Regions from separate parts of the Mus musculus genome. Here region 2 is linked to region 1. Evidence: chromatin loops called from intact Hi-C (ENCODE). Cell type or tissue: left cerebral cortex. All regions are shown on one strand. Region 1 overlaps Ahi1 (Abelson helper integration site 1). Region 2 overlaps Bclaf1 (BCL2-associated transcription factor 1).

Region 1 (2,500 bases):
TATTTACAATTTATAACACTCTAGGGTGTGTAACTGAGTATCTACTTGGTTTACTCTGACCAATGGATTCAAGCCCCCATGTCAAGCCTATAATGAAGACAGAATCCTCACATACATACAGGACAAACCTCAAACATTTAACCTTCTGCAAGATATTAATTAGCAGCTTACATATAATCATTGAAAGACAGCAAGAGCCAGAAATGATACATATTACACAAATAAAAGATATGACTTGCCATAAATTTTACTGTTGTTAACCTGTCAGTGTGCACGGTGCACAGCTATGATGTCAGGGGCATATGTGTCTCTTTATATTCTCGTACCTTTCCTTGATGGCAAACAGCATTTGCGGTAAGTTCTTCCTGAATATATACTAACCTGGCAGTGCCGTCAGAGGATGAAGTAACGAGATAGCGATCGTCTTTTGACCAGTCGAGATCATAAATGATATTGAGGTGGCCACACAATTCTCTCATAAAACGTCCAGAAGGAATTTCATATACTAATAAAAATATTTAAAAATTAAATTTCTAAGAGGTCTTTAATTCAACAAATATATAAACACACAACTTATAGTAATTTAGATAAAAATTAAGTACTATCTGTAAAATTAAAGCCAAAAATATTTGTAATATTAACACAACTTCAAAATACACTCAAGAACTGTTTTTCATTTGCTTTAATTTTAAGTTTACAGACCATTTTATATGTGCTATATGTTGACAATATTCTTTAATGTACTCTCAGTTGCTCACATTGTGAGAATCCCAAAAGCACTTTTCATAATTAGCAAGAAATAAATAAAAATTTATATTGTACTTCATTTTAAGTACTTAACAACTTACATGTTGGTGGTTCATGAATAAGGTATTATTTCCTTCTAAAAAAATCAAATTCTAAAAAGTTCTGGATGTAATGAGATGGATGTAACTGTTCCATTGTGAGGAAGAGCATAGTGGGGTGTGCAGCGAGTGAACTTGACAGATAGACAGACAGACAGAGCATGGTGAACAGTATTAGGGCTCAAGAAACTGAACTAACCAGTACCCCAGAGCTCGTGTCTCTAGCTGCATATGTATCAGAAGATGGCCTAGTCGGGCATCATTGGGAAGAGAGGCCACTTGATCTTGCAAACTTTATATGCCCCAGTACAGGGGAATGCCAGGGCCAAGAAGTGGGAGTGGGTGGGTAGGGGCGCAGGGCAGGGGAAGGGTATAGGGGACTTTCAGGATAGCATTTGAAATGTAAATGAAGAAAATATATAATAATAATAATAAAGAAACTGTGTAGGATGGCTAATAAGAACAGGGCCAAGTCTCTACTCCCACCTAGTGGTAATATCAACAGCGCTTTAACCAAGTGAGGACTTTGGGAATCTAGTCCACCTATAAGAGGGAAGAGCAACCAACCTTAGGGCCACAGAACTCTGGGAATTACCTGGCAATGCTCGCTTGCTGGGGAGCACTTTCCTGAGAAAAGGTCTGACTCTCAGTACAGACATCAGCTTTGTATTGCCACAACTGTCTAGTTCCTCCTCCCTACACACTCACGCAACCTTGCAAACAGTGAAACTCACGAGTCCAGAAACTACTCAGTGAGGCAGGATAGGACTAGAGCTCTGGACTCCCTGAAAACTTCAGTTCCAAAGACTTGACCCGATTTCATGACCTGTCAGATCCAAGGCTTACTTAGCATGGCTTTGTGTGCTTCAGACAAACATCCCAACTCCAGTGTGCATTTGAGCAGCCAGTGGCATCACTTGACACTGTGGCTGCCTGAGGGGTTGACACCAGCTGGGGATCAGAAGCTTACTCAAAGAACACAACATATAAACCAGATTCAAAATACTGCTGAGAATCTAGGTTCCCCACACAGGTATCGATTTTATTCCATATTAGAATGGCTACTCCAGCTTGTTTCTTCAGACCATTTGCTTGGAAAATTGTTTTCCAGCCTTTCATTCTGAGGTAGTGTCTGTCTTTTTCCCTGAGATGGGTTTCCTGTAAGCAGCAAAATGTTGGGTCCTGTTTCTGTAGCCAGTCTGTTAGTCTATGTCTTTTTATTGGGGAGTTGAGTCCATTGTAAGAGATATTAAGGAAAAGTAATTGTTGCTTCCTATTATTTTTGTTGTTAAAGTTGGCATTCTGTTCTTGTGGCTGTCTTGTTTTAGGTTTGTTGAGGGATTACCTTCTTGCTTTTATCATGTAGAAGAATGCGAATCGATCCATTCCTATCTCCTTGTACTAAGGTCAAATCTAAGTGGACCAAGGAACTTCACATAAAACCAGAGACACTGAAACTTATAGAGGAGAAAGTGGGGAAAAGCCTTGAAGATATGGGCGCAGGGGGAAAATTCCTGAATAGAACAGCAATGGCTTGTGCTGTAAGATCGAGAATTGACAAATGGGACCTCATGAAACTGCAAAGCTTCTGCAAGGCAAAAGACACTGTCAATAAGACAAAAAGACCACCAACAGATTGGGAAAGGATCTTTACC
Region 2 (2,500 bases), 640 kb after region 1:
GCGAGGCGTTTCCATGGTAAATCATAACAGCACAGGCTTGAGGCAACTTATCTCGGCTGTTTTCTTTTACAGTGAGGCTAGTACATCCCAAACTGCATTTTTTAATAAATATATGTAAACAGTTACTCCCCAACTTATAGACTATTCTATTAAGTAAAACAATCTTCATAGCTGAAAAGTATGTAAAGTATTCCCATTCCAAAACCCAGTAGAAAAGGCTAAAGGTCCTATCACATTAACTGACTACATCTGCCCACTATGAGACAAAGTGAAACAAACAATGGCCCTTTACAAGGAAGCAAACACAAGACAGAAGTCATGTTGCATGGGCTTTTAAGTACTTGAATTGAGCAACTACCCAACTCACTAAAATCTTTTAAAATGTGTCACAAAGACTGTTTTCAAAACAGAGTATGCCTTTGTGCATAAGCAGCATTTGTATAGATTAACTTCTTATATAACTTAAAAATTAGAATTATACGTGCAGATATTAAGCTGTTTGAAAGAACAGTTTTAATACAAGCTGTTAATATCTTGTATCTTTTGACACTTTTACCAAACAATGAAGACTGTAGGTGGGGTTGTGCATGACTCCATAAAGAATGACTTCTGAGACTATACAGAAAGTACAGACTTCCCAAGAGAGCCACTCCAAATGGTATCTCCTCAGTTACATTGTTTCATGCTCCCTTATGCCACTAACACTCATTTTTAGAGCCTTGTTTGATGTTGCTTTTAATGATCTTTGAATGTGTAGCAAGAAGGAAACAAGTTCTGAAAAAAGGACCTGCCATTACACCTTCAACAGAAACCAGAGAGACAGCCTAGAAGGAACAGTAAAGATTCACTAAAATGCACTTGGTCCAGGGTCTACCAAGCAAGGATTCAACGTTTGTCTATAGTCCTTACTTACTAAGTCTAGAGTGCTTACTAGGTTTGTCTACAGTGCTTACTAAGTACAGTGACACGCTGCTCTGAATACTTGTAATCACTCATCCAATCTTTAGAAGCAGGTATACTATGACTATCTCTTCTTATCCTATAAAACAGAGAAAACAGACAAAAAACCCGGAAACTCTTTACTGACCACTATCTATTTCCCACAAATCCCGATGGCAGTAAATGAGTTCCCAGATCAGGCAACTTAGAATAGAAATGGAAAAGGCTGGTTGCCAGTCAGATTAGTCATTACTTTTAGATATAAACTCATTTGAAATTTTAAGTAAAAAGAAACTAGAGCTGGGCGGTGGTGGCACAGGCCTTTAATCCCAGCACTTGGGAGGCAGAGGCAGGCGAATTTCGGAGCTGGAGGTCTATAGAGTGAGTTCCAGGACAGCCAGGGCTACAGAGAAACCCTGTCTCGAATAACAAACAAACAAACAAACAAAAGAAACTAGAACCCCAGGAGACTAAGCTGTTTCTTTCAGAGTACATTCATTCCAACAGCAACTATGTGAAACGGTGGGTGGATACTAAAAATGCTACTTTTCTTCTTTCCCATTTCCATGTGTGAGCATATGTACGGGTGCCGATACAGGGGTATGTACATGCCTGTGGAAGGTGTGACTGGAGACGCTGGAGACAGATAGGCCCTCAGACCACAAACCCAGCATTTGTATGGGGTTCTTAGAAATTCCAATGTTCTAACCACTGAGGTGCCCTCAGCCACTGGAAACAGTCTTAATTTTCAAATTCTTACATTCAAAATTTGAGTCTCCTAGTTTTCAGAATTAATTTTTCACAGATGACAGTTAAATATTTACCTAACAGTCAGAATGGCTTTTTTTCTTTTTAAAAAGAAATCTATAATGGACTCAAGATCTCCAGCATCCATCTCTCTCCACTTAACACAATTAAATCAAGTTTTTCTAGGAATGCAAACCTATAATGCCAACATTCAGCCAACAGGAATCTGCATTTCAAAGTTAGCCTGGTCTATAGAGTTAAGATCCTGTCTCAATCTCTTCCAATTAATTAATTAATTAATTAACGAAGTATAGAGTTTTAAAAACTAAATTTTGAGTCGTCATCAGTCCCTACGTGTTTCCACTGCCTTCCTTGTCCTGACAACTTGCCAACTCCGTATTTCTCACTTGTTCCAACTCCTCCTATTGGTCTCTCAGGATCTACCTGACACTGGGATCTCCCTAGAACCCTTCCTATTGATTATCACACCCTCCCTTCTACAAAGCCAAGGTTTATGACAAACTGAAGAACGTAACAAACACTCGTAATTATTTAATCAGGGTAAGATGAAGATGACAAATGAGAAATTCGGATTGGACTGCAGTGCATGGCATTAAATATGAATCCCACTCTTACTAGCTCAACAGTCAAACTACTCAGTAACTGAATTACTGGTCATCTGTGAAAATAGAATGGCCTCAACTCAAAAGGGAAATTTAAAAAAAACTATCTTATTTCATGTCTGAGAGTGGGTCATTGTGTAACACATGTTAGACCCCAAACTTAGGTCTACCCTCCTGCCTGAATGCTGGGA

Evidence for each region. Peaks named below come from ENCODE experiments on the same cell type or tissue, not always from the same donor. Only the 100,000 strongest peaks of a DNase experiment are listed, where the experiment ranks them.
Region 2: a loop joins it to region 1, with 3 times the contacts of the local background. A loop is called at or near these places in 2 of 42 quality-filtered maps.

What each region holds. Positions count from the first base shown.
Region 1 is chr10:20,975,002-20,977,501 of GRCm38, reverse strand. It overlaps Ahi1 (Abelson helper integration site 1), which reads right to left. Exons shown (of 24, transcript NM_026203.3): 10 at 382-505. Among named protein-coding and RNA genes, the nearest start is that of Ahi1, 24 kb to the right of the region's middle. In left cerebral cortex, a CTCF peak has its summit at 1,350 (motif pointing left); no DNase peak of the experiment used is centred here.
Region 2 is chr10:20,337,051-20,339,550 of GRCm38, reverse strand. All of the region lies in intron 11 of Bclaf1 (BCL2-associated transcription factor 1), which reads right to left. Among named protein-coding and RNA genes, the nearest start is that of Mtfr2, 9.5 kb to the left of the region's middle. In left cerebral cortex, no CTCF peak of the experiment used is centred here; a DNase peak (open chromatin) is centred at 1,483.